Linked DNA regions of Homo sapiens: region 2 is linked to region 1. The links are chromatin loops, found by intact Hi-C in ENCODE. Cell type or tissue: A673. All regions are shown on one strand. Each heading gives the region's core, and the rest is flanking DNA. Links, peaks and the distances in the headings are about the cores only. Region 1 overlaps WDR70 (WD repeat domain 70). Region 2 has its middle 46 kb from the start of LINC02119.

Region 1 (15,248 bases), core at 2,475-10,474:
TTAGTATGCATACATGTATTTCCTAGCTTTGTCAGCAGAAAGGACCTAGAAGCAATGGCACTGCAGTAGCAAGGAGCACATCCAGCACACAGCCTTTCGTTTCTAATCACCATTCTCCAACAAAAGGAGCCACGGCTCTTTGGAGAAGTGGTCGATTCCAGAATGGGGGTAAGAAAAACCAAGATGAGTCTGTAACATCTTGTGGTGCCAGAAAGTAAGGAAGTACTAAAAAAATATATAGGCGCTTGAGAAAGATGCCAGGAGCCATTCTGAAGCCATTCCAGCTTCTATTGGCCAAAGGTGGAACAATTTGAGCAACAAACTAAATGATAGTATTGGAATTTATCTCACAGAATAATGTAAGAGACCATACCAATATTTTAAAAATACTTGAAAAATAAAAAAATGTGGGAGAAGGAACAACTTTTCCTCTAGGTAGAATTCCAATTAATAAACACAGAAGAAAAGAGGGAAACAGAAAATCACCCTTAGGCAAACACCATAGTAATAACTGTTATAGGCAAATTCATTCACGGATGATAAAATTAGACAGCAAAATTGAGGAGAAACAGGATTTGCATAGTCTTAAAATATCACTCCCAAGAAGTTTATCAACTGAAAATAGAATGAAAGCATCTTTACAGTGGAGAAACTTGGCAGATATAACCTTAAGCAAGTGGCCAAAGTTAGCATCACCAGTAATAAGACATCCACTGAGAAGGACACAACATCTCTCTTGTGTTATTTGTGCCAAACATGCATGGTCTCATTCCAAATATAAGAAAATATCAAGCAAACCCCAACTGAGGGAAAGTGTACACAATAACTGACCAGTATTCATTAAAAGCATCAAAATCATGAAACATAGGAAAGGTAACTGTTATGATGGGAGGAGACTAAGTACAATGTGGGATCCTGGAACAGAGAAAGAACATGAGTGAAAAACTGGCAAAAACTAACTAAGGTCTATAGTTTTAGTTTGTTTTTTTTTTTTGTTTTTTTTTTTTTTTGGAGGCAAGGTCTTACTCTGTCACCTAGGTTAGAGTGCAGTGGTGTGATCCTGGCTCACTGCAACCTCCACCTCCCGGGTTCAAGCAATTCTCCTGCCTCAGCCTCCTTAGTAGCTGGGATTACAGGTGCATGCCACCACACCTGGCTAATTTTTGTGTTTTTAGTAGTGATGGGCTTTCACCATGTTGGCCAGGCTGGTCTTGAACTCCTGATCTCAAGTGACCTGCCTGCCTCGGCCACCCAAAGTGTCGGGATTATAAGCATGAGCTAATGCACCTGGGCTAGTTAATAGTATTATACTAATGTTAGTTTTATAGTTTTGATAATTAATTGTACTAAGATTATGTAAAGTGTTAAATTAGGAGGAAGTTGGGTGAGTAGTATATATGTACTCTCTGTACTATTTCTGCAACTTTCCTAAAAATCTAAAATTAAATTTAAAAAGTTTAAAAATTTAGAAACTGAAAATTCTGGCCAGGTGGAGTGGCTCATGCCTGTAATCCGAGCACTTTGGGAGTCTGAGGTGGGAGGACTGCTTGAGACCAGAAGTTCAAGACCAGCCTGGGCAACAGAGTGAGACACTGTCTCTACAAAAAATTAAAACATTAGTTGGGTGTGGCAGTGCATGCTTGTCGTGCTAGCTACCCAGGAGGCTGAGGAAGGAGAATCCTTTGAGCCCAGGAGTTTGAGGTTACGGTGAGCTATGATCATGCCACTGTACTCCAGCATGGGCAACAGATCAAGATCCTGACTCTAAATAAATAAATAAAAATAAAAACGGAAAATTCTATAATAGTACCTATCTTTAATGTAAATGTAGCTGGTTTGATAGCTTTAGGAACCACTCCCTATTCATCCATGCTAAGCTGTCTGAGGGAATACGAGCAGGCAGGATCTACTCTGCAGTGTTACTTACATATACAGCTCTATAAATAAAAGTGAGTTCATAATAACAGACCTACAAACTGCTTCATTTGCTTTTAACCCTCGTCAACTAAGATAATGCACATAAGCAGTGATTTGTTTGTTGTTTGTTTTAATCATGGGCAGGATGGGCTTCACATAATGGTTTACACTATGCTACAACTCTGATGGAATGGGCCTAGTTTTAAAATTCATGATTTTAGAGTCTTATGATACATACAAATGCCTAGGTTTAAAGACCATGAGTACCTGGCCTATTTTTCATATCTAAGTATGAAATAAGAAATAGAGAAGTTAGAACTCAAAAACAACATTGTTATGTTCTCCCCAATTCATTAAACATAACAATTTTCCTGTTTTAAAAAGCTATATTCTCACTTGGAATATGCTGGAGAAACCCAATATGGGCTGTCTTCTGCTGCTTTGGCATGACGCAAAATGGCTTCCCGAGGATTACTGTCATCGGTCTTGTCCAAAGCAATGTTCTTCACAATATAGGAAGAGAGAGTGCCCCCGTGGGTTCCAACTCGGCCACCACGACCTATTGCAAAAGAAAAAAAACCAAATTAGAAACTGAATGAGCATGAGGATACATAGGTATATCTGTGTACACTGTACTTATCTGAGCACAAATCTCAAGAGTACTTAAATTTCATCCTTTCAGCTTAGATTTATGACAATCAGAACCAAAGAGATCACCAAACCTCAACTTCCCGATAGCACTTTTAAATAGGAAGAGATTTTTTTGTTATGTCTCAGTTGCTTAACTTACAGAATGATACCAATATAGAAAAAATTACAGATAGTTTGCCATCTATATGCTTTAAAAAGTTCCTCTGGCATCAACATTTAGAATTCAATTAATAAAAATAAACAATATTCATTAGATGCTATTTAAATAAACATATCTTAGGGCTTGGCATCTTCCAAGTCCCTTACAGGTACTTTGCTGAGTATTATAAGAGAAAACAAATAAGCTAAACATACTGATTCATGTTGCTCTGCTGTACTATAATCTCCCTATGAAATAGGAACCTCTTTAAGGGCAGGGATTTGTTCCCCACTAGATCTCTAGCAGCTAGTATAGTGACTGGTACTCAGAAAGATGTAGGACTTCTTAGGAAGATAAAATAAACATATGAAAAGCCAAATAACACTAAAAGATTAATTTCATAAATCAAGATAAGAAGAAACTAAATAAGGCAGGAAATAATTAACTGTGAGATAATTTGTATGGCCAGTAACTATTATGGCACTTAGAGGAAGATAGCACTTCAGGCTCAGGTGGTTGAACAGGTCTTTATGAAAGAGATGGATCCAATTTGTGAAAGCTTAGGAGGTAAAGAAGGTTATTTTCAATAAGCAGAATGGGTTAAGTACAAAAATGCAGAAAGAAGAAAGTTCAATGGGTATTTGGGGACAGGATTGAACCAACAGTAATCTCAAAAGATCAGAGCAGGAAAGAAGTAAGGTGTAAAGCTACAGGGGTAGATTTGATTTGGACTGTACAGAACCTTGAATCTCTGGAAAGACAATTGGACAGTGGGAAGCTTATGAAGGTTTGGAGGCTGTAGCAACATGAAAAGCTAATGGAGTTAGGGATTAAAGCTGTGTATAAGACAAATAGAAGTGAGGTGGGAGAAAGGGAGTGACTTGAGACTAAGGTGCATAGTTAGAAGGGTTCACAATAATCCAAGAAAAAATCTTTTTTGGAAACTTTAGTTAGGACGGTGTTAGAAAAAAATGAAAAAAATAATTAAGATAGATATGCAAAATGTTTTCTATGCTGAAGGAGCAGACCAAATAGAAACTACACAGATGATAACAGAAAATGAAATTCTAGTCAAGGTACGTGCTATACTATTAGCCAGTGCTGCTTGGCTTTCTTCTGGTACCTACTTCTCAAAAACTCTAAAGACTTTTATTCATCTTCTAGTGATATCAACACAAATCTAAATGATGGCCACATTCTGCCTTGTGTGAAACCTAATCCAGCCTGGATTCTGGTCAAAGTGCCCAGTGTTGTACATTAAGCCAATATTGAGAGCAGTGGTTTTAACACTGGGTTCCAAGGTCCACTGAGCCCCCGAGTTCCCCTGAGGCCAGCTAGGAAAACTCTAGTTGGAGACCAAGCAGAAAGGGCCCCAGTCTTCCTCCCTATTTCAGTATAGAAGCTCAATTTTTATCAGCTTTATACATCTGGATTCTGCATCAGCTTTTCTGTTACTAAAAAGAAAACATTTTTAAAACACTAGTAAAATCTCTCTGAAGACAAAGAAGCATCCAGGCCCAAAAGACCTTCCCAATTTTATATCAATTACCCCACCCTGCCTCTGAACCCCCTCTGCAGGTCACTAGCTGGATCACAGTCACCTGGGCCTGCTACAGGAGGTTCAGGTTTATGCGACTTCAGGGGATCCAGTCTGTCCTTCTCCAGCTGTTTCCTTGTACTCCGTTGGCGGGGCTCACGGAACATAGGCAAGGCATGAGCTACAAGAAGTCACATTTGAAAAATTTCATTATAACAATAACCTTCCCATCCAAAAACATAGTTAAAGCATGACTAACTGAAAGATGAAATGGAAGTCATAATGACAGTCTTGATCTGATAATAAAAGACAGTCTTACTGTAACCAATTAGCCAATTTTGCTTGAGACCAGACTCACTGGTCACCTCTCCTGGCAGCTAACAGCACTCAGGAAATACTGTCAAATATTGTCATGGAAACATCGGTGAGGCTCCCCATCTCCCAAACCATGGGTAGCAGTTAAAACTTAATTACCGTGGTTTTGAAAAGAAACACATATTGGGACTGCCTCTTATTTTTTCTTACAGGACCCAAATGTGAATAATGCCAACAGCTTGCTGTCAGCCCTGAAGTTTCCTCAGATGTCTCATAAACACTGGAATCACTTCACACGTTTCTGAAATGTGACCACCTCTCAGGAGGAGTTGACAACACTGAGTAACCGGAAGGGAGGAACACTTATCCCACTGAAACTGGGATAAAGGTTGCCATGAATGCAAGAGGTGCCTAAATCTCTTGGCATGGGGACTTAATGGGGCCTTATCCCTCCTGCTATATGGTAGCAAAATAAGAAAATAAAAACCAAAGTAATATGCGTTCAATTGCTGTTACTGTTTACTCAATGTCAAAATTAAATTTCAGAATATAAAAGATTATAAGAATTTAAAAAGGAAAACAGTATAATATTCTAGGGGAAAAGGAAAGAGTTATTAGGGGAAGTATTAAATAACTCCCTTTTTTTGCCCCAGAAAAGTACTAGCAGTTTCTTTTGACTCTTACGTGCAGATTAAACCCCCTTTAAAAGAAACTTTTCCCGGGGGACCAGGGGAAGGAAGGGAAAGGTTAAAGGGAATTTATAATATCAATAAAATGTCTATAACACCTCAAAACCTCTTCCAGTATCCCCTCCTACCTTCTACCTATACTGCCAACTGAGGCCAGACCATATCACTCACCAGTAAAACATGCCTGCCTTGAGTCAGGGGAGCTGAGAAACATAGCCACCCGTCACTCAGTTGGGCAACACAACACAACAGTATTTTTAGGAGGGGGAAAATAGCTTTTCACTTCAAACGACTGGAGGAATTTAAGTAGGCCGCATGTAATTACATGAGCTAGACTAGTTATGACACTGACTTTAACACTTCTACTCTTGCAAAAAGTGTCATGGGATCTCTTTACTGGTCATAAGCTCCAAGGGACTTGGTCTCATATGAGACCCACCACCAGTGAGAAAACCCAGCAGTACAGCGCCCCCTGGGCTCCAGACTGAGTCACTGATAAAGTCCACAGGGCCATCCACTAATGATAATCGCTGTAGCATCCATTATTTCTTTCCTAGCTGTCACCTGTTGCAGGTTTGAGATTGTGGCTCTGGGAACACACATCTGCCAGATTAATGAGGTTGTGTGACATACGTGAGAGAAACCACTCTGCCCTAGTAAGCTTTCTACTCATACCCCAGGTAGTTAATTTTATATACAAATTCCTGTGGATCAGTCTAGCACATGGTCATAGAATTTCAGAGAAAGCTGGAAGAGACCCTTCCTCTGGTCGCCACACTTCCCTGATTAAAAGTTAAGTTGTTCAACATCACATTGCCACTCAGTGGTGGAACTGGACAAACCCAGGCCTCCTGATTCCAAGACCAGCACTCTTTCTTGTTCACACTTGGAATAGACTGTTACTCTTGAAAAAACTGCTATAAAGTAATGTATTGGACTCGAACAGGCTTTTCCCTTTTGGGTTGAAAGCTGCATGAAATAACCCTGTCCCTGTGATGAGTCACAGAAGCCACAGAGGTTAGCTGTTACATGACTCGTAGTCCTATCCACATGAATGGGCAATTTTGTAATATATGCCTGAATTCTGAGGGCTTTCTCTGTCTCTAAAGCTATGCAATCAAAACCACATGAGAGTAGAAGAGAGATGCATGATTGAGAGGCATGTTAACGACTTACGGGTGATGATGTAGTCCTGAGTTAGAGTCTCAGCTTGTTTTGCCTTCCGCTGGGTTTTAACCACACATAATTTTGCTCCCCTAACGGGTGTAAAAGCAAATTATTTTCTTTACTTGGTCTTAGAAACAGAAAATTTCATGTTGAAAACATGAGATACTTTCAGGAACATACTCTGTGCATGCACTCCATCTACACAAGTACTTGACTTTCTGAGGGATGGCAACAGATGGGCTCTCAGTGATAAAAGCTTAAACTTATGGAAAAGCAAGTCTGTCAGTCAGTGGTTATTAACAAGCAAGAGGGTTGGAGAGGTAACAGGGCAACAGGACACAAGTTTACAAAACCTATAGGAATAATGTGAAATTTTAAGATCTTAAATAATAAAATTACCCAACCTTTTCACTCTAAAGGTCACAGGGTTAAAATTTTAGTTTATGTCTCAGACTAAAGCAACCTGGGTGGTCTACACCCCAAATGGCATATGTCCACTTTTCAAATACAAGAGTACAAGTGTCTGGAACTGAGTTGGCTTGGCAGTGTTGCCGAGGGGCTATGGCCCAAGAATGTGTGGGATTAACCAAAAATGTGCTTAGAACATTGCACTTCTCCTTAGTAGTACAGAGTTATCCTTTTCAAGAGAAGCAAATACAAATAAGTAAATTTCTTAAAGCAAAGCTTCCACAGAAAGTGCCTTCTAAATGGGTGCTATCAAATGAGGCTCATCATTTTCTCAAGTGAAACAGACTCCCATCCTAAGTACATTAGCATTTTTAATTTCTTTTTTAAAAAACAAATAAAATCCTATTTGTTTTCAAATACCATAAATATACTTTATTGTATAAGGCCAGGATTCCAACTCTAGTCCAGGAAGCTCTGAAGGAAGATGGGGCTGTCTGCTTCTATTCAGAGCAAAATTATGGCCAATGAATATTCATTAATAGAGGCTGGCTTTCCTTTCCTCAAAGGATGTGGGACCTTAAAACAGGTTTATATGGGACCCCAGTAAATTTCACATGTGAATTTTAATGCTAGTTAACCAAGTCTTACTCTAAAGAAAGCTTATCAGTCACTGTACTTTAAGAGAGAGAAACAAAACCATCTTTTCTGGGTGATGACACATATCCATCTTTGTGCCTAAGCAAAACGGAAATAACTGAGGAAATGACTGAACCTCTAGTTACGTTTTCAGACTTTTGAAATACAGTGGTATGCTTAAGTTTGAAACTTGGGTGGGCATGGGGGTGGAGGGGAAACGTATCTGTGCTGTCCCTTTCTGCGGACAGAGAATAATCTTGCCAAACATCCAAACTGCTAGAAGCCAAAAAAGAAAGAAGCAAAATGGACAAGCTGATTCCATTTCCTGTAAGTGGTTAGTTCCCTGCTTTGTTAAATCTCTTACATGTATCACTGCTAATGCCTCTGTCCAGGGTGGTATGCAAAGTGGGCAGAACGTTTTTCCCCCTTGCACTCAACATTTCAGCTAAACAACTGCAAATTCCCAGGAAACTTTCGCTTTGAATTCAGTGTGGATCAAGGGCAATATTCAAATCCTTTTTAAAGCACAATACCAGGAGTTTGAGGCTTTACTTTGTTCCAGCTGCATTTTCTAAATGGGTGGATCTCCATCAAAGTGGGAAATAAATAAAAGCGGGGGTGGGAGGGAAATCCCTCCCCCCAGTTGTTGTCATCCATCTAAAACAGGCAATACTTATGAAATACCTCTGACTCTTGTTGGGGTCGTAATAGACTTTAGCCAATCCATTTCCAGTTCCAACCATGATCTGGTTCAGCTTTGGATGCCACAGGCAGCGAACAACACTCTGCAAAGGAAAAGCGCAGTGGTTGACTAAAGAGGCCAGATAAAAATGGAAACAATCCTGCTGGTACTTTGATGGCTAGTCTACTATATCAAATATCATCCTGATGGTTTACCTCTAACTTTCAGACATTTTCTTTTAAACCATAAAGTTGTGTTCCTGAAGTAAAATTCCATTCCATCACTTATTATCTGGGTGATACTCCATAAAAATAAAAAAGATGTTCTCTTCCTGACATTATCTCCCTTTCTGGACAGCCCTGAAACCACAAAATTAGGTTTCCCAGGTCCATTACCACGTGAGGCTGGCATCATGGAATGCTAAATCCACATAACTCAGTTACACTTACCACTGAAGCGAATTTCATGCTCTTACACACATACAATATGTCCCTCTGGACAGCAGATTGAGACCAGGTGGTTATTGTTTTTAGTTCACAAAGATCCAAATCTCATAAAGCTTTTTCAGAAACAATGCACATTTGTAGGCATTTAATAATGTCTCCCTATCTATGAGATAAAACAGCAGGACAACAGCAGAAGTAAAACAGAGATACAGAATACAAAGACTTGACATTAACCTAAATGAAAAGCTGTTTAAGAGAAGGTTCACTGGAAGTTATGATCCTATGAATTCATTACTGGTAAGGAAAATAAGTGGTGCTCTGGGGCTGAAAAGAACCACAAGTTCTCAGTGAGAACTATAACCTGTTTTTAATTTTTGTCTGTGGTAAGAGGGCAGAGGTGGGAGGGATAGCGTGGACAGAATTAAAGGGAAAAAAGATGAAGCTAATGTTAGTAAACAGAAACCCCATGTACTAGGTTCTATAGAACTCACTCTGATAGAACAAGATATGAGTGGAAGCATTAATTCAATGTTTATTAATAATCTATCACTTGTCAAACTATATATAGGGACTAAAGGGGAAAAGGGTATGATTAGATATTAGCATTTTATAGTTCTAGTGGTAAAATGAAAATCATGACTACGTCTCCTAAATCTACTTTGGGCTGAATTTCTTTGGTTCCTTGTCTCTACTCATTCCACTCTTTTGTTAAGACAGAATATCTTGAAATCTCTCAGATCCTTTTTGATAGAACATTGATTCCCAGCTGGGCATGGTGGCACGCGCCTGTAGTCCGAGCTACTCAGGAGGCTGAGGCAGGAAGATTGCTTGAGCCTAGGAGTTTGAGGCTTCAGTGAGCTATGATTGTGCCACTGCATTCCAGCCTGGGTGACAGAGTGAGACTCTGTCTCTTAAAAAAAAAAAAAAGAAAGAAAGAAAGAAAGAAAAAAACAAAGAAATAAAAATTCTGACTCCCATGTGAATGGCAAAAAAATAGGCCAAAAAAAAATAGGTAAATGGCTGCAAACCCTTACCTGAGATTCCAGAGGAACTAAGGAGAAAGCTGAAAAGAGTCTACAAGACTTTTATTTAATTCATATCTGATTTAACAGACTTACTCTAGAAGAGTGGTTCTTAACCTATGTACCACTGAAGAGGAATGGGATATTGTACAGAGAAAATCAAATCAGAATGGCTGTGTTTTCCCCATCAGCTGGGGGGAAAATTAAGTTAAAGGGGCAGGTTTTCACAACTTTAGGCTTGCTTTCCACAATTTTTCTCAAATCTATGGTGCCTGCTACCCAGGCTAGCAAGTTCTAAAAGATGATAAAACAAATATAATAGTGAGTAAATATTAACAGAAAAACTTGAAAAAATAAGATATATTTAATTTGATAGTTTGGGTATTTTTTGGGGGGGGGGTTGTTGTTGCTTTGTACCTATGCTTGTAAAACCTAGTTTATAATGCATACATATAAAAGTCACATTTTCTCCTAATAAAATTGCTCCTGGTTGGGAAGATGTAATTAAGTATATCAATAGCTCATGGTCTACAAAGTGCAGCTTCTAGGTGCTCCACCACTGAGACTAATTTGAGATAGACCACTGGAAATTCCCAGATGGCCACAGCCAGGTATATGGAAACATAAGGAGAGTCACAAACATAACTTCATGAAGTCATGTTTATGAAACCCTATGTAGAAGAAATCCATCTGAGCCAAGACTCATCTCTTTTAGTCTTTGCTTAAATGTCATTGCTATCTAAACCACCCAATTTAAAACTGTGCCCCAGAACTCCCCTTAGTCTGCTTTTCTTTTTTTATAGCATGTATCATCTTTTAATATAATATATAACTTATTTATTAATGATGCTGATTGTCTGCCTTCCCCACTAGAACACATATTTCATGGGCAAAGATCTCAGTCAGTTTTGTTTGGCAACATATCCCAAGTGCCTAGATTAGTGTCTGGTGCTCAAAAAATGTTCACCAAAGGAATGAATTAAAAGCTACAGTTCACCCATGCCTAAATGGATTGCTTTGCTAGGTAGAGCTGGAGACAATTTTCAAATTAAAATCATTACTCCATGAGAAATAATTTGATTTCCTCATATCATTATTATACTCAGGTATCCTACAAATGTAGCAGGGTTAGATTCCTCCTAATGTGGTCCTAGAGAGAGAGAATGTACATGAATCACAGAATAATGAAAGCGGCTGTCAAAGGCTTTCAGAAATCTCAGCCACCCATAAATGGCCCAGGACAATATTAAGGGCACAGTATTAGAGTTATTTCTCTTTCTTGGTTCTCTAGAGGTCTGGCTCAGCAGTCTAAGATTACTAGTTCTCAAATATGTTTTCAAGTGAGCAGGGTGCAGAATTGGAAAAGATCCACAATGTAGGCCTGATAAATTCCAAGACATCCAGCCAAACAGGCAGTTTCCAGGGGCAGCAGGTTACTGTTACTCTCTCCCTCTTCACTGAGGGTGTAAATGTTAGAGAGAGGCAACTGCCCAAGCCAACAGACCAAGGTCCAATTGCTTTCCAGGGAGTCCAAGGACACCTCACCTCTATTCCTGTTCACATCCTGTACCCTCCAGAGCCTTTACACACACATATAGCTGATTAGTATATGTTCTTACAGAGAAGCATATTTACCCTCCTTTCATGCCGAAACAGGGAGAGGCAAATAAGACCCCTTAAACTAAACAGTCATTCCAGAGCCCCATGCACTGTGGCAATGAGTCACTAAGCAGCAAATGAGAGGCCAGTGAGCAATCTGATTTAGGCAGAGGATACTTAAGGCTCAATTACCCTAAGACCAGTTATTAATCAAATACTACAAGGATTCTAAAACACGAAATGAAGAAACAAAATTTAAAGCCAAAGGTGGGTGGGCCTTTTTTGTTTATTAATATTTATTGTGTGTGTTTAGCTAACCTTTGTAAACTTTGCAGCTAATGCGGCTCCACATTTTATCCTGTCAAGGAAATGCATCTTATAGCAGAGAGCTGGCTACCTGCCAAACCAAACAATCCCTGAGACTGCGGCAGGGCTGGGAAGCAAGCTGAGCTGCCACGCTGCTAACTTGTCAAACATACATACCGGCTTTGCTTAACAACAATGCGACACGTGCCTGCTAGAAGCCTAAGGAACCAACATCAGAAGACAGATGAGCTATAAATACTTAGAAAGAGTACAATCCCTCGATCAACCAACCACCCCAAACTTTCTTCATCCTGTTCTTGAAGAAGTGCTTCTTTACTGGGAGCGTGACACATTCAGACCTAAGGAGTCACTGAGAAATGCAGCAAATAAAGCATAGAGAGCACATTTGAATAAAAGGACCAGAGAACCAGGAAGGAACATCAAGACATGAGATCTACAGAATCAAAGAGAAAGCCCTCACATTATATCATGAGATTCCAATGGCAGAAGGCCACTGCAGTGCAAAGAACTAGGTTCTGAAATTAGTCTGCATATTTTAATAAACTTATTTGCTTAATTAAATTGACAAAGTGTTTTATTCTTACACTAATCTACTTCATTTCCTAAAACATGTGGGTTCACTAATGGCTTCCTCTAGCTGCCAAAGTTGAACTTTACATTTCAGCACAAAATGAAGCTTATTCTTTTAAACCAAAGCCCATTTTCATTTTAACCCTTTAATTTGGTAGTGGAGGGTAACCACAAATTTGCCCAAAAATAAGAGACAAGAACTGGAATAGGAGACCATAAGCATGACTAGAAGGAGTTACAAGACCTTAATGTGCTCAACAGAGAGATTTTTTTCTTCTCTGCAGAGACCAAAGAAAAAAGAGAGGGGTAGGCCGGGGAGAAAGAGAGCACGATGTCGAGCTAGCAGTGTCAAAATTCCAAAATAGGAATTTTGGAATTACCCCTTAGCAAAAGTGAAAAGACCACAAAAATTTCCAAATAATTTATTTCTGTGGTTATTTTGTTTACTTTTAGAGGAACCAGGGAAGCAAATAAGGGGAGGAGGAGAAGGAAACCAAAGAGAGAAATGATTTACATTTTAGGACATGGTAGAAAGGGAATTATTAGGTACTGGAACTTTATATTATTTAATATAATTGAGTCCTCACAAATACTACAAAATTAATAATCTCATCCCATCTCACAGATGAAGAAACTGAGGCTGTAGAGAGTGGTAACTTTCCCAAGGTCACATAATAACTCGCACATAGAGGAGCTGGGTCAATAAGCAGGTTTCTCCAACTCCACTGTTCATTCCCTTACTACTTAACCATGCAAAGCCCTATTTGGAAAGATGGGGCAGAAAGAAGGTAGCTGACATTTAATCATATCCAAACCCACCTAACCCAGTAGAAACCTTAGCAAGTTTGTATTAAAAAGGAGTTATTACTAAAATCATTTTTTTAAAAAGCCCACTAGTTCCCAGTTCACAAATGTTACTATAAAAGAAATCAATGCCTGCGTAACATCTTAGGGATCTGCAATGCACATATCTAAACAACGCCCTTATTCTACATGCTAAAAGAAAGCCAACAGCCTTCATAACTTTATACCTTAAACATGATTATGTTGAAACTCCATTTCCGGATCCTCCACAGCTGCTGACCCATACTGTAAACCAAACTCCATCTGGTTTTTTCACGTTTGGTTTTTGTCATATAGTACAAGAATGGATAAGCTAATGCAGTGATTCCCTGAACAAGCATTTTTCACAATTTTCAAATGAAAAGCCTGACACCTGTCCGTGAAGGAGTCTGTTACACAATTTTGCAGACTTGTATAGAGGCAGTCTTAGAGTTACAGACATCCTTGGGACTATCCAACACATTTGAATGGGTGTGTGTGTGTGCGTGTGTGTGTGTTTGTGTGTGCAGATTCCAGACACTAAGAAAGAAGATCAAGATGTGAACCCAAAACAAATAAAAAGAAAACAGATAAAAACAAAAAAAATACTGGAGAAAGAACTTTCTTCAGACTTCCACAAGCCCAAGATATTCTTCACAGAGAAAGAAAAACTGTTTTCTATATTAAAATATTGGGCCAGGGAAGTATGAGAGTAAAATGGGAATTGTTTCAACTTTTCCAGGCTATTTGTCCTGTCTTTGTTCCCTCCACTCTCTCCCAAAGCCTTGCTTTTCTCAAACTTGGGATGGCCTTGCCACATGCATGGGCCACAAGACTTGGCTTCATCCCTCTGAAGTTCAGGAAGCAAACATGGTGAGTAAGCCCCAGTCTCCAATAACTAAGACTCATCACCACCTCCTGATCTCTACAGATATCCCCTCAATGGAAAAGTTTAAAGGCAGACATTTTCTCTACACATCTTGCTAAGTGAGCATATGCCTCTCCTTTTCCCCTCCTCCACATTCCTCCAGTTCCAAGGAAATTCTACCATGGGCCAGACTTGTGGCAACTGTCTTTTTTTTTTTTTTTTTTTTGCCAGAAATCTTCTCAATCTTCTCCCTTCCCTATCCTGAAAAATTCTCTAATAGGCCAGATAGGAGTGCAATGGTGAAAAGAAAAAATGCCATAGTACTTTCATAAATGTGGGGGCTGCTGCAGAAAAACCAAGTAAGGGAAAGTGTTGCTTTGCACCTGTCATACACATTTGATACAGATGCATATATTATGCATTTTAAAAACTGGCATCTAATTATCAAATTAATTCCCAGAAAACTCATGGAAAATGCTTTTACTAAAATAACTCATTTACAGTCTGTGCTATAAAATAAAGGTAACCACTAAAGCAGCAAAAATCTGGAACCTGGTAGTCATCCTTGGCACTAAATGAATCCCATCTGTATCTGATAATAAACCTGCTTAAAGAATTTCATCATGAGAAAAAGTTCTCAGAGAAAATGGAAGGTCTCTTGGGAAGTAAAATTAAATACAATTTTGTTCATCTAATTCAAAACAGTAAAAGTTTGCTCCAACCCTGTTACTTGAGAAGAATTTGTGAAGGCAAAGAAGGCATAAGTAAAGACTGAAGAAAGTCTGGTAATTATTCTTATTAATGATAGTCTGTGAGTAGGAAACAAACAGGAGACTGGGAACAGGAGTCCACAGGGTGAGTGACCCAGGTGGGTGGTCGTCCTGCAAGGCAAATGACCCCAGAGGTCCCACCTCATGGGATCCACTTAGATGCAGCAGAGCTTCCCACTGGTGGGCACAGAATGGGATACCAAGATATGGTAGGTGTATCAAGATATGGAGCCCCTCATGCCTAAGAGGAGCCTGGGGCACTGGGGCTAGTCATTTCTAGAGAAGAGGAGCCTTATCTGTTTATATGACATATTATCATTTATTATGGAGACCAGGTTGTGAGAAGGCATGGGAAGCACTATATGGCTATTTCTCTTCATTTAAGACCCACAGTGTAAACCCAACTCCACCTGGTTTTTCTATGTTTGGTCTACACAGACCTGGGCTCCTTTACATTTCTTCATTTATCAACAGAGATAGGCATAAAGATAATGACCATCAATCCTATGTTTATATAAATAAAACAGTAATGCATGAAACTTTTTAAATCTCTAACTGCTAGATAAGAAATATATGTAATCAGATCTTGGAAATCATTAAGTATGTAAAACCAAGAAAACACAGGAAAAGCTGAATCTTCCTGTATAGACGAACTACGCAGGATATGTAAAATATTATTTATC
Region 2 (15,248 bases), core at 4,339-12,338, 470 kb before region 1:
TTCAATCAAGAAAACAAGCTAAATACTTCTAACATGAAGGATTTAATTCCAGGAATTAGTTACAAAAACAATGACTGGGCAAAGAAAGCAAAACCTGAAGGGCTCTGGGTTGCCTAACCCAGAGATGAGTATCTGAAGGAAGATATTCCCATCCCTACAAATGCAGAAACAAAGATAAGGTGGTTCCATCCACAGCCAGGAGCTCATTCCGTGGCACTTCCAGGAATGCCACCCAGCTATTTGGGACTGCCAAAGAGGGGCTGCCACTGGGGACACTCCTGGAACCACAGAGCACTGTCTTGGAACCGCAGCACTGGAGCACCCCTGATGGGCAGCATTGGATGACAGCACTAGTTTGCCAGGCGGGGCATGGTGTGGCTAGTGCTGGGACCAGGAAGAAGGCTCCATGCTGTATCTGCCAAAGACCAGCACATAGAGTCTACTGATACCTGCTAGTAGAAATGAGAAACAAGGGAAAGAAAGAGAAATTAAGGAGAAGGAAGGAAGGAAGGAAGGAAGGAAGGAAGGAAAGAAAGAAAGAGAAAGAGAGAGGAAGAAGAAAAAAGAAGAAAGAGAAAGAAAGAAATGAGAAAAATAAAGAAAGAGAAAAAGAGGAGAGCATGAGTAGTCTGCATAGACAAGTCATGCTGCAGTGATAAACAATGGATGTTTCTTTCTCATTCACTGTGCATGGGACTGTTCACCTCTGCTTCATGACATCTTTACTCTGGGACACAGGTGGATGGAGCAGCCTCTTTCTGGAGCATTGTTGGTCTCATGACAGGAAACCATATGCTGGCTCAAGAGCTGCTGCTTGAAAGTGACACACATTACTTCCACTCACACTTACATTTTATTGGCCAAAGCAAGTCACATGGCCTTCCATGGGCTTAACAGGGCGTGCATGTGTAATCCTCAGGCAAAGAGGGACACTAAAATTGGTGGGGAGCCACCCAATCTACCACAACTAGAGAGTCCCTTGAGCCTCTGCCATTACTTTACTTTCTCCACTGAGAAGTAAGCTCCTTTTGGTCAAAAGCATTATGATGTGGAAGATCATGAGTTACTCAGTATGCCCATTGATGGTGACACTGGTAGATGCAAGTTTGTTCAGAATCTATCAAGAGGAGCAAATGCAAATTCAGAAAATCTTATATTCCAGTGAAGACAATCACTAGCTCCTCCATCTTAGAAAGGGCTTGGTGTAATCTACCTGGACAGACAGAGGGTTGATCCCTTCAGGGAGTCCCTACATAGCCTCCATGCCTGTTGCCATAGTTACAAGTTCAGGAACTGATTAAACAAGCATTGAGGTGGTGGGGGAAGGACCCACCTTGGCATGAAGTCCTTTTGTGACCATCATCACGGGAGACAAGTACTCTCACATTCCAGGCCCAATTCAGGAGACACATACCCAACCTCATTGTTACCAACCTACCAACAACATGTCAAGTCTCAATCTGGACAAATTATTAACTGCTGCTTGTGAATTGGTTTGTCATAATTCAAGCTCTCTCTTCTTCCAGGCAAAATGAATGACATGGTTATGTACAGCCTTAAGTTTTGCTCCCAGAAAGATTTTCCTTCCCTATTGTCCTTCAGGGCCACACCAAGTGGGGTTTTAAAGCCACAACAATCTCTATATAACCAGGACCTGCACATCATGTGCACCAGCTCTAAACCAATGATTCATGTTTCTGTGGTGGCCTGTTCTTAGCAAACTCCCCATGACATCAGAGGTGTGAGCTGAGGGTCATGTAGATTCCAGCAAGCTGGCAGTGTGAGCTGCCCACTTCTGCAAATTCCTTGTGCCTTCAGAAGCTGCTCAGGCCTAGTCCCATATCTACCACTTGCATTTGATGGTGGAACACTGATGGGTACATCTGACTTTGTGGTTAGTTGGATCAAATAACAGTTGATGATAGGCAGCCACGTTACATGGCCACCTGACGTTTCGTGCCCACACTGCTGGGCACAACTGACTTTATGATTAGTTGGATCAAATAACACAGTTAGTTCACGATAAGCAACCAGGTTACATGGCCACTTGATGTTTTGTCGTCAGGGGTTCACTTTCTACTAAGGCTCCGTAGCAAGTCCTCAAAAGAAAATAGTTGTTGATTGAAATAGAATAGCTTTGCTCAAAGACTCTCAGGGCCTTTGCTGTGATCTCCTGTTGGGGGTTGCAATAGGCTCCTCACAGAAACTCAAACTGCTGCAAATACTTCAAGATCCACTGGACTCCTGAATCAGAAAGTTGAGTGGTACTGCTAGATCAGATGGAGAACTGTCTCTTGTTTGGGTATCTTACACTAAGTTAAATTAGCTAAAAGTGATTCAGAGCAGCACAATGCAAATATAACTCACACCCCACTCAAAATCCAAAGAGGCGTGCCTAGCTTTTTGCCTCTTGGTAGGAGGTGTCGGGTACAGGGATGTGCCTTCACCCAGGAGGAGATATATTGACATGCCCTAGCCCATTGAATTTCCCAAGCAAATTGAAGTAAAAAGACCTTGTATTTGGGGAGGAGGATTATTCCTCTACTCTCTAGGTCCTGAATCTTACCACACCTAATTATGCTTAAAATAACCTATAATAATGCTTGAAGGTCATTTGTCTTCTGCATATCCCTATGCAGGGTTAAATAGGAGTTACAAGTATAATAATTGCAAAAGGAGTAGCTAGCATTTGTTTTGTGATTATCATTTTCATCGTGCATGTATTAACTCATTTAATCATCACGATAGCTCTACGAGATAAACAATATTACTATCCTTATTTTGAAGGGTCACCATCCCTGCACCTTCCTTTTCTTTTTCTTTTCTTTCTTTTTTTTTTTTTTTGAGACGGAGTCTCACTCTGTCGCCCAGGCTGGAGTGCAGCAGTGCCATCTCAGCTCACTGTAAGCTCCGCCTCCTGGGTTTTCGCCATTCTCCTGCCTCAGCCTCCCGAGTAGCTGGGACTACAGGCGCCCGCCACCATGCCCAGCTAATTTTTTTATTTTTAGTAGAGACGGGGTTTCACTGTGTCAGCCAGGATGGTCTCGATCTCCTGCCCTCGTGAAGCGCCTGCCTCGGACTCCCAAAGTGCTGGGATTACAGGCGTGAGCCACCGCGCCTGGCCTGCACCTTCCAATTAGCACTAATCTGCATGGGTACATTCCTCCTTCCCCCACTTCCCAGAAACGTTTGCTTTCTTTCTTTTTTTTTTTTTTTTTAATATTTTGGTAGAGCCCTCCAGCCATTTTCTTTGGGTCCTTCCTGCCATGAAATATCTTTCTTCACAAGTGAGGATTCTTCTAACTGTTAAATATTGATTTTAACTATATGCCTAGGGACTGGTGAAACAACCAGGTATGATGGGGATCTCATGAAGCCATATTTGAAGTGGATTTGGGCAAAACGTCACTAATCTCATGGTCTCCATAAGCCCCTTCTCCAATCTCTAACAATTTGTTAGTTTAGAGTCAATGTCAAAATAATCTTTCCCTGGTACTCAGTTACCATGGTAAGTGGTCTTCAGTTATCTTTGGAAAACTAGGAGGAAGGACCGATTCTTGTCCTTGAGGTATTATGGCAGTCCTACCTTGGTGTTCCAACTTCTTTATGTACTGCCCAGGGCCCTATCTGTCGTCACTTTCTGCCATAGTGGCTTAGCTTCCATCAGACACATGGTCACATAATCTGGAAGTTATGTGTTTATTTAATATCTCATGGGATGAAGTTACTGATAATTTTCAAATTAGGCATCAGGGCCTGAAAGTGAAGTTTCCCATTTAGTTCTTCAGTTTAGTTTATCAAAATACTTTAAAGTAGGAGATTTTTGTTTTACCACCAGGTTTCCAACAGGACAGACTTTTCCATACTGGTCAGTGTACGGGGACACTTGACTCCAATACAGTATTTTATTTACTACTCTGCTAACAGGAGGGTCATCCATTCTAAACTACCTTTGGATTCCTTTTTCATCAATAGTGAAGAAACCTCTAAGACTGTGGCCTGAGTTCTCCAGATACATCACCATAGCACTTTAAGATCTGATGGATAAAATCTGAAAGAAATGAAATTTTCCCCGGGCTCCAGTCCTCTTTGTTTGCGAGGGGTGGGACTTCATACTAAATGGGTAAACTGTGAATCAGCAAGGCATGGATCACTTCAGTGTTTAGTGGTCTAAGTTCTCAATTTTGTCACTAAAATTGATTATTTTAGTTGGACACATACATGTAAAATCAAGGAAAAAATAGACATTTTCCACATTACCCATTTAAATTGAGCACTTTAAGTTCTCCATTGATCACAGCTGCTCCTCCTCAGTAATTTGAATTTTGGTTTTGCTGAAGTGCAGGTAGGGTCAAGTATGAACTGATGCCTCTCAGTGTTTAATCATCTGCCCATGTGAAAGTGGCACTGCTATCCACAGTCCTCAAGCCTCTCATTTCCTCATGGAGGTCAGAGATTGAGAGGGTGGTGGCTGCTTTAGTGTTCTTCTTTCTTGGCCATGAGTTTATACTACACAAATTTTGGCAAATCCACAGCCTCTCACCCTGAGAGTTCTTTTTAGCTATGCAAATCCAGTAGGAACTTGATGAATTACTCATATACCCATGGACCTTCAGGATCGCTTAGCTTCTGCCAAAGATCCTTGATAGCTAAATTATTCGCATTACCGAGTCAACTCTGCTGCCTACCACAGTAAATACACCCCCATTGTCTCTGCTGGATAAGTGCTTCTCCTCTGCCCCCATCACTTCCCAACCAGCTCCCCAACCCCACTGGAAACAGAGAACCTGTTTCAACTGTAGCACCTTCTGCTAGCATACCCAGCCTACCCCAAACAGCCACGAAAGCACTGTTCAAAGATGGCAGGTCTCCTCTCCAGTGTTATTGCCAAAGGCCTTAGCAAAGGCCTTTTTGGGTCCTCTCCAGAAACTCAGAGGGATAGGTCCTGGTCAAACAGGCTACATTCACTCCAGCATTCCCATCTCTCAAGATTTTTTGACTTCTTTTTCTACTTAATGTTAAGAAATTGATCTCATAATATCACTTAGTGGCTTCAATCTATTCACCAAGCCAACAACTGAGATCACTTTCAAATGCTGGAACTAAAGTCACTGGTAGGTGCACCTGTACTGGTAAGTCCGGTCCAGGCTAAAATCATGCCCTTCCCTCTTTGGCCAGGCAACCTGGGAAAACATTCTTTTTTTTTTGAGACAGAGTCTTACTCTGTTGCCCAGGCTGGAGTGCAGTGGCGACGAGATCTCAGTTCACTGCAGCCTCCACCTCTCAGGCTCAAGCGATTCTCGTGCCTCAGCTTCTGAAGTAACTGGGATTGCAGGGGTGCGCCACCACACCTGGGTAGTTTTTATATTTTTAGTAGAGACAAGGTTTCATCATTTTAGCCAGGCTGGTCTTGACTCCCGGCCTGAAGTGATCTGCCTGCCTCGGCCTTCCAAAGTGCTGGGATTACAGGCATGAGCCACTGCACCCGGCCTGAGAACACATTCTTATGTGACTCCCTAGATTGTTGCAGATAAAATGAGAAAAGTACCACAATTTTCTGTTTTGTTTCAGTACATAAGCATTTATCAACATTCATCTTTATAAGTGAACCCCAAGGGCATTGCTAGTCCTGGGACAGAGGAACTTCACCATCTTTTGTTTGTTTTTCTAACCCTGACTATACCTCTGTAAATATTCTCTTCACTGAAGTCTCTCGAGTTAAATACTCTGCGTGTGTCTTCTGATACTGTGTCACTTTCCCAAAACTCAGAATCTTGAGTAGAGTTTTTGACTGGCTGAGCCCGGTTTATTTGCTTACATGCTGGTATCCACCGAGTAAAGAGAAGGACTGTGAGTTTCTGCCTTTCACCAAGACTCACTCATGGAGATTTCTCTGAAACAGAAAAGATGTCCCACAAGGATCGGTAGTTTTTAAAAAGACAAATGTCCATTATACTGGGATTGACAAGTAATTCTACTTGGACAGAAAGGAGGATATACATAGGGGCAGTGGAAGGAAATTGGGCTACAAAAGCAAATGAGAACTTTATTAATTCAGAAGGGCTTAAATGCCAGCCAAAGAAAGATATCTCATGAGATGGGAAATGGGCTGCCACTAACAGTCTTGAGTAGAAAAATGACATGTAATCTGTGCTTAAGCAAGATCCATCAGGTACAAGAGTGACAATAAATCACAGGAAGGAGAGAATGTTACTTTCTCCATTGAATTGTAAGCCTCACAGGGGCAGGGCCTTGTGGACTTGTTTAATGTTTCTCTTCCTGGTGACTAGCCCAGTGCCTGGCAAGTAGTGGATATGCAATCAGTGCTTGTGATGGAGAGCAAAGAGGCAAGGATGAATTAGGAGGCTACTCAAAGTTAGCCCCCGTGAGAAATAATGAAGCCTGAATGAGAGGGTAGAAAAATAACATATATTTAACATTCACCCTATACCAGGCATTTAATCTATATTATCTGATTGATCTCACAATTACTTTTACGAGGTACATATTTGTTTCAATTTTACAGATGAGGCTCGAATAAATTAAGGGAAAAAGTCCACATTCAGATATGCAATAAATAATGGAGCTGGGATTTGAACCCATGTCTGGCTCTGAAACTCCCCCTTGTCCAGGACATCATGCCAGGAGGGAGTCAGGACAGGGGGAGGTCAAGAAGGCACAGAGGTAGGAGAGAATCGCAGCTGGCCAGGTCCATTTGGTGGGACAGAGCATGAGGCAAAGTGGAGGAGTTTGGGGCTTTGAGCTGGAATCCCAAGGAGAATTGTGATGACGTTAAAAGAAATAAAGCATTCAAGGGGACTTTCAGGGATGGGATGCTTGGGTCAGATCTGGACATGCTGCTTGCGGGTCCTGGGGGGACATCTAGATGGAGCTACCCATCAGGCAGTTGGAAACGCCAATCCAGATCCCAGGACAGAGGCAGCAGTAAGGAAGCAGACTTGCAAGTGCCCCATGTTGAGGCGATTATTTGAAGCAGTGAGCATAGATGAGAAAAAGTTAGCCAAGGTCGTGATATAAATGTACCTGGTCCAAGCATGGTATGCAGGATATCTGAATATGCACAGATCCTAAGGTATGTCCTGAAAGTAGGTCCGCTTTACTGAATCTTCTGATCAGCAGTTTTCTTGAGGTTTTCACATTTACTTAAGTAGAGTGTGTTGGCAGGGGGTGAAAAATACACACAAGAGCCCTGATCAATGAAAGTTTTGCTGTGGGTGTGACCTATGTCCTGTAACTTGCTCAAACTTCTCAGAGAGGGAAACTTTAAATATCCAAGTTAAGAACTACGAATGCTGACAATTCTCTGTCTGGGAGCTGAAGATCCAACCTTTAGAGGCCATGACTCCTCAGGTCACGTACCTGTTACAAGGGGCTTGATATGGTTTGGCTCTGTGTCCCCACCCAAATCTCATCTCAAATTGTAATCCAAGGAGGGACCCAGTAGGAGGTGATTGGATCATGGGGGAGGTTTCCTCCACGGTGTTCTTGTGATCATGAGTGAGTTCTCATGAGATTTGTTTAAAAGTAGCACTTCCCTATTTGCTCTCTTGCCCTATCCTGCCACCAGGTAAGACGTGCCTTGCTTCCCCTTCACCTCCAGCCATGATTGTAAATTTCCTCTCTCTGTCTCCCTCTCCTGCCGCCAAGTAAGATGTGACTTGCTTCCCCTTCACCTCCTGCCATGATTGTAAGTTTCCTGAGGCCTTCCCAACCATGTGGAACTCTGAGTCAATTAAACCTCTTTCCTTTATAAATTACCCAATCTCAGGTGTTCTTTATAGCAGTGTGAGAACTAATACTTGGCTTCAGCTGGTTAATCCCCAGGGACAGTTTTCAGGATTAGATTTTCGTGGCAGTGTTTCCTCTCCCTTCTACTCCCCTCCCCATAAAGATTTAGTGGGCAGGACTGACTTGTCTGAAGGGGTCCTCTTGGCTGGGGGCCTTCGAAGAAGCCAGATTGTCCCCTTAAGAGTAGTCACTACTATAAGCCCAAAAATCTTGGGTCCCTGTAATGTGCTATGTGCTATGTCTCCGGCTGACTTGCACTGCAGCCTAGTCAGAGATGGCCACCTTTGTCTTTCTACAGCAAATCAGAAAGGGACACAAAATTTCTATTTGAACATAGATAATTCAAAACAGCTGAACTTTTTTAAATGAAGAATCTTTTTGCATGCAACGTTCGATAGTGGAAGAATACCCTGATTAACTTAGGAAACTATTTTACCCTAACTTAGTTATGAACGACCAAAAATGTGCCTTTACATCTGTTTAGGATGACATTTTGGGCATCTAGTACTACATTACAATCTCCATGAGACAATAAACACATAGACTTGTTATTTGATAGTTGCATAATTGTGGTTTTCTTCTGCTTGTTCTCAGAGGTGGAGAGCTGCCTGTTTGCTTTTTATTCCTCTTTTTTTTTTTTCCAGGAGAAAAAAACAAATGTAAAACACACCAAACCAGAGGGAAAGAAATAGTCAATATGCCGCTGCTGCATGTAAGCTGCAAGTTTATTTGCCTGTTTACTCTCTTTGAAATACCTGTGAAGTGCTTTGCCGGCGGGTTCTCGTCCACATCCTCTGAGTGGCAATGCTCATTCACGACCAGCAGAGGGCAGGCACGACCTCCTAATACACCGGGAAGGCCATTTTGCCAGCACCAGGAATAAAGGCGCCCTTGCCATCTGTAACCTCAACCATCTCTCTCAACCACTGTAGACCTAATTGCCATGATAAAAACAGATCTGTATGAGCTTTGTAGTCACACGGTCTTGGTTAAATCGCAGCTCTGCCACGTATTAGCTGTGTGACCTTCAACAACCTACATAACCTCTCTGAGCGCGTTTCTTCCTCATTTCTAAAGTGGGACTATTAATAATACCTACTTCATAGGCTTCTTGTGAACATTTAATCAGTTAATATATGCAAGGCACTCAGAACAGAGCCTAGCACATGGTAACCTATTATATTTATTGTTATTACTAATAGTATTGCATTAAACTCTTTCATTCTCTCTCTCAGGACTCCAACTAAAGTGTCCAAGGAGAAGGGACACCACTCAAGAGGAAGGAAGAAAAAGGCTTTGGTGAGTCTCAGGCCACCCCAGGAATCTCTGGGTGATGGAGAAGGGAGCTACAGAGATGTCTCTGCTCCAGCAGAAGAACAGAAAGATGGTTCTAACCTGGGGTGAGAGACACCAAATGAGCTAAGCTTTCCTGTTTCATTCTTTCCCTAAAGGCAGTAAGACCTGAGCTTGGGCGGTGGGAAGGTCCGCAGACATCTGGTACAAGAAGGGCTCCAGGCAAGCAAAGAGCTGTTCCTCCCAGCTGCATTCAAGCATGGTGCAATTAGCTGCAGCCTGGGGGATCGTCACGAACCTGGCCACCTGGGCACCTCTCCTCAACATCTGGGTGAAGGACAAAGGGAAGGCACAAGCTCCGAAAAAGAGGCCTTGGAGGTTATTTTACAACAAGAGTGGCAGAGGCCAGGGAAGCATGTGGGTGTTCTAGCTGCTTTTAGCAAAGCCATTCATGTGGTAGCTAGAAGTGATGAGGCCCTGGCCGTGTGGTGGGCAGGCAGGGGCAGGGATCCATGGCAGAAAGAAGAGGGTACACTTTCCTGGAGATGTTTCCAAAACCCCTGGGTAGGGATCTTGAGGTGAGCTCTGGTAAGCGTCTTGAGGACAAGGACCACATCTTATCCAGCCTTGTAGAGTAGCAACTGTTCGGGTCATAGGCTGTGAATAAATATTCCAACTCTATCTCCTTCTGACACATGATAGGATGGCACTTCCCTGCTCACTGGAAGTCGATGTGGCCATGTGACTTTCTGTGGCTAATGAAAGGTAAGCAGAAGCTTTCAGAGCCAATGCAGACTCTACCATATTTTTTTCCTGAGCAGGCAGCTAAGGGCTCCTCCAGGAGCCTGTGTCCCTGTGTGACTCTGATGAGCAGAGTGCCCCCTAGGCTGACTTGTGGCTGACATGCAGCCATTGAAATGTCAGGTTACTGTTTGTTTGTTACAGCAGCAGACCCCAGCCTGTCCTGATTTAGACAGCAGCTCACCTTTGTGTAGCCCTCTGTCACATCCAGCATGGCTTTTTCACACTGCATCACCTCATCTGATCCTCTGGAAAGCATGTGAGGTAGGTCTGTTATCCCAATTTACCAGCTGAAACTGGATCCCTGAAAGCTTAAGTATCCAAGGTTCCAGAACAAAGTGACAGAGCTGGGAATCCAACCCAAGCCCCAGGACGCCAAATCCCATGCTGTTCCTCCCCCACCATCCTCCCTAGTGTGATGACACTCAACAAATGGGTACCGACTGAAATTGAAATGATAATACTGGCCCGCACAGCTGCAATCATCATCATCATAGCACTTTCACGAGGGCAATGCTTTTTCTTGGTGTCATGAACACATAATGTAGGATCGCCAGTTTTATAAAGAGCAAAGGTTAGTAAGAAGTGATGTCTACAGTGTCTTACATGAAAGTTAGACATCAGACATTGCCTAGGGAAGGCTCTTACTGGGACGAATGATCTAACATTTATTGTAGTGTTTTGTTTTTTTTTTTTTTTTTTTAGACAGGGTCTTGCTCTGTCACCAAGGCTGGAATGCAATGGCACAATCTCGGCTCACTGTGACCTGTGCCTCCCAGGTTCAAGCTATTCTCCTGCCTCAGCCTCCTGAGTAGCTGGGATCACAGGTGCATGCCACCACGCCCAGCTAATTTTTGTATTTTTAGTAGAGACAGGGTTTTGCCATGTTGGTCAGGCTGGCCTTGAACTCCTGGCCTCAAGTGATCTGCCTGCCTCAGCCTCCCAAAGTGCTAGGATTACAGGTGTGAGCCACTGCGCCAGGCCTATTGTAGTACTTTGAAAATCAGCTTCTGTAATTAACATTCTCCATGGCTCTGGCACTCTCCTCACACCACTCTGCTCCCCACAAAGTCCCTAACCACAGTTCCCCTGACTCTGAGCTCCTGCATTCTTTCTATCTAAACTCTCCGTCAGTCATAGTTACCTGTTCTAGGGCCTCAATCACTCAGGGCCCATTTTTTTTTTCTCCTGGGAAACCAGCAACCTACTCCAGCTAACTCATGCAAAGGCTGATGGTATGTTATTGCTGCGACTTGTCACACTTGTGTTTTAGCCTGGCTCTCTAGTCCAGCAGTGGGATTTCAGAGCAGCTCACAGGCTGCTAGGGGAGCTATCTCAGCACCGGCCGACTTTTGATTACACCTCAAATCACATCCTGTTGTTGGCAGCCAATTCTACTTAGCCTAAGACCGCTTTCTGCATCCATCCATCCTTCACTGCTGACTTTAAAGGGATCAAAAGAGCCCTGTGTATTTTTCTAATCTCCCTAATCCTCGTAACTATTCCTGTGAGGATGCAGGTATCATCACTACCATTTTTCAGATGAAACGAAGGCCCAGAAAGTTTTAGTGACAGACCCAAGGTCACCCCTGTGAGCCGGTGGCAGAGATGGGAATGGAACTCAGACCGGCTGGTCTCCCAGGCCATCAGTCTCCATTAGACCCTGCTGTCTCGCTGAATTCCCCCTGCAGTTTTAATTGAATATCATGTTCTTCTTCACTTCCTGCCCTAAACAGGGCAACAGCTGCCGCTCACCCTCCTGAGCCGGCTGGCGGTACTTCAGTGGTGGGTGAAGTTATGCTGGGGTGGAAAGCGGGTGAAGCGTTTCAGGATAAAAGGACCCATCAGATTGGAAGATATTCACGACGGTATAAAAGGGATGCCCTGACTTTCAAATGACATCGTGTTGGGGACCAGGCTAAGAGGGAAACTGCTTGGGAGGGTGAGTATGGGAGTTGGAAGGATGGGACACTGTGGAGGAGAAAAAAAGATGCGTGTGTAATTGGATGGAAACTTTCGGCAAAAAAATAAATAAAACCATGGAGCACTGTTATTGGTGAGAGGCCCAATATGCGACATGGCTGAACTGTCCTGGGTTCATGTTCTTTTCTTGAGAACAATGCTTAGGGTTTCAAGGGGATTAAAAGCAAGAGGACTAAGATTCGCTTTGCCCCATTCCATCTGCTGCACAGTTTCTACAGCAGCAGTTCTAAAGCTTTCGGGTGCAGCAGAAGGACCTGGGACACTCGGTAAAAGTATTGGTTTCTAGCCCTCTCCTGAGAGACTGTGGCTCAAGAGAGTTTGTAATTGTCTTGTAGGGCACACTTAGGGGAAGGCAATCAACGGTCATCCAGCTTCAAGAACTTGTGCCCCTGCCTCTCATATACATTTTGGAAAGGTCTTTTCCTTTGGGAATCAGAGGAGGAGGTCTGCAGGGGAGTGGCTTGTGTCTACAGCTGCTAAAAACAAACAAACAAAAAAAACCAATAACTCTACTCCGCAAATGTGAGGTTTGGGTAAGCATAGAGCAGCCTGCTGTCTTTGTCGTGGTCACCACCATCAAAGCATTTGCAGGAGCCTGTCTGCAGGTGGAGTGAGGCTCCTAATTACACTTCAGGGCACAAGAACCTGTGAGGAGAGGGGAATCTTGCCCTTGGAAATATGAGCGGTTTGGTCCAGGCCAGGAGGAAATTGAAAAACTTTCCAACCAAAACGTTTACTTCCCGAAGAGATAAAAAGAAGCTCAGGGTCATAAATCCGGGCCAACACCCAGGCCCCGGAGGTCAGACGGGAGGCCCAGAGGCGGATCAAGGCAAGGAATGCAAGGCGAGAGTCCCCGGCCAGTAGGGAGCCCCAAACACACAGATCCAGGGGCTCAACAGGCACCCAGCGGACAACCCTCAGAGGCCCAGGGCTCCGGGGGCTCAGGCCACTTGTCTGTGGCTAGGCAGCAGGGCCTTGGAGAAGCCTCCAGCCCAGACCCCCCTGTGCTAGCTGTCTGCCCTCTCTATGTGTTGCAGAGTTACATATTTTCTGGAACCCTCCTTAGACATGTTCACGGAAAAAAAAGCAAATAATCAGGGAAGATGGTATAAAGAACTGGCAGTCTCTGTTTTCTCAGCCAAGAACCTGAGCAGAACCAGGCCAGCTGACCAGGTGCCCAGCTTCAATTCCCAGAGGGGGGCTGTCTGCCCAGCTGTGCCCCGTGCCTGGCAAATGGGTGCCTAAGGAGGCAGCCATCGTTATTCTCAGGAACCTATGAAGGGCTCAGGATATCATGAATTATGACTGCCACAGCGAGGACTGAATGATGACTCAGGACACCTTTTGCTGTTAAGTTCCATTTGCGGGCGCTTCTCATTTTCAACAAGCAGAAATTCCTCCTCTGGGGACTGTTTCCCATGCTCCCACTCATCTCAAAGTCTCAGTTACCCCAAAGTTATGAAAATATGCAGAAAGGTGTCAGAGCCAGGGAAATGTGGTCAGAGTAGAACACAGGCTGGTGGGGAGGAGGGCATTTCCAAGGGCAAAATGTGGGCCCACTGGTATTAAAACTTCTCTATTTCCTACATTTTACTTTCTACAGCTAAAGTGTGAAGCAAATCATTGTCCTGTGACCTGAGGGGAGGGTGGAGAAGCTTTAAATGATTTAAACTTGAAACTTGTTCCCCTCCAAACAAAAATGGCATTGTAATGTTAGATAAGTTCTTTACCCTTTCTAGGTCTCAAATTTTTCTCCCCATAATGTAGCTTCCATTTCATCTGGTAAGCAAATCCTGAATTTTAACTGCCTCAGAAGGACCTTGAGCTCTGTGCTTGAAAGGCAGCAAAAGCCGAGTGCAATATTAATGTATAATTATTTACAATACAACCACAAACTCAATTTAAAAGCCAGTTGAAGTGTAAGGAGCAAACCACAAAGATACAGGTAAACATTTAAAGTGGAGACATCACGGTTCAACAAAGAATTGATTCTCTTCTAGAGCAATCATCTCTAAAGCCCATCTCACATTTCTGAAATGCTGTTACAAATAAAACAGAAATCAGGACAAGAGGAGGTGACAAGAGGCAGGAAAAATGCCAATGATCTGGATTTGGCCAACTTCCTGATGGTGGGCATGTCATCCCGTCACTCTGGCCCTTGCTTTCATCGTGTTTTTTGTCTAAATTGCAGCCAGAAAACACATAAGCTTACCCTCTTAACCATTTTCTAGTGTACAGTATTGTTAACTATATGCCATGCACATTGTTGTATAACAAACAGAGCTCTAGAAAGTTCATTCGGCATGACTGAAACCCTATACCCATTGAATAGCTCCTGGTTCCCTGTGTCCCCAGCCTCTGGCAACCACCATTTGACTTTCTGTTTCTATGAGTTTGATTACTTTAGACACTTTACAGAAGTGGAATCAGGCAATATTTGTCTTTTTTTGTGATTGGCTTATTTCATTTAACCTAATGTCTTTAAGGTATGAACCTTGTTGTAGCATGTACTAGGACTTCCTTCTTTTTAAAAGCTGAATGATATTCCATTTTGTGTATATGCCACATTTTCTTTATCTATTCATTCTACCGATGGCTTTTAGGTTGCTTCCACATCTTGGCAATTATGAAGAATGCTACAATGAATATGGGTGTGCAAATGTCTCTTCGAGATCCTGTTTTCAGTTCTTTTGTAAAAATTCTCAGAAGTGGGATTGCTGAATCATATGGCAATTCTATTTTTAATTTTTCAAGTAATCTCTATACTGTTTTCCATCATGCTGCACCATTTTACAATCCCACCAACAGTGTTTTGTCTTCAGGATTGCACTGCTGAAGCCTGTTTCTTCTCCTGTTACAATTGGAACAAGGGTTCCAATTACTCTACATCCTCATCAACATTTGTTTTCCTGTTTTTTTTTATGGTGGCCATCCTAATGGGGGTGAGGTAATATCTCACTCTGGTTTTGCTTTGCATTTTCCTAATGATTAGTGATGTTGAGCATCTGTGAATATGCTGTTGGTCATTTGTTTATTTTCTTTAGATAAATGTCTGCTGAAGTCCTTTGATCATTTTTTTAATTGAGTTATTTGGTTTTTGTTACTGAGTTGTAGGAGTTCTCTATGTATCCATCATTGAGTATGATGTTAGCTGTGGGGTTTTCATATATGACTTTATTATGTTGAAGTAGTTTTCTTCTATTACTAGTGTGTTGAATGTTTTTATCATGAAAGTTGTTAAATTTTGTGAAATGTTTTTTCTGGATTAACTGAGATAATCATGCCATTTTTGTCCTCTGTTCTTTTGATGTGGTGTATTATATTTATGAATTTTTTATGTTGAACTATCCTTGCATCCCACA

Evidence for each region. A loop is a pair of places that touch in the nucleus more often than their neighbours do. Peaks named below come from ENCODE experiments on the same cell type or tissue, not always from the same donor. Only the 100,000 strongest peaks of a DNase experiment are listed, where the experiment ranks them.
Region 2: it touches region 1 in a loop (6-fold over the local background); 6 of 110 quality-filtered maps call a loop at or near these places.

What each region holds. Positions count from the first base shown.
Region 1 is chr5:37,714,111-37,729,358 of GRCh38, reverse strand. WDR70 (WD repeat domain 70) reads right to left here. Exons shown (of 18, transcript NM_018034.4): 14 at 8,144-8,244; 15 at 6,425-6,504; 16 at 4,309-4,425; 17 at 2,314-2,476. Among named protein-coding and RNA genes, the nearest start is that of GDNF-AS1, 120 kb to the left of the region's middle. RefSeq lists an enhancer at 4,128-5,327 and a silencer at 11,478-11,772. In A673, for the core only: a CTCF peak has its summit at 5,735; DNase peaks (open chromatin) are centred at 5,708, 6,338 and 7,588; H3K4me3 peaks cover 1,340 bases; H3K27ac peaks cover 6,396 bases.
Region 2 is chr5:38,186,685-38,201,932 of GRCh38, reverse strand. It overlaps the pseudogene PRDX4P2. Among named protein-coding and RNA genes, the nearest start is that of LINC02119, 46 kb to the right of the region's middle. In A673, for the core only: a CTCF peak has its summit at 8,618 (motif pointing right); a DNase peak (open chromatin) is centred at 8,662.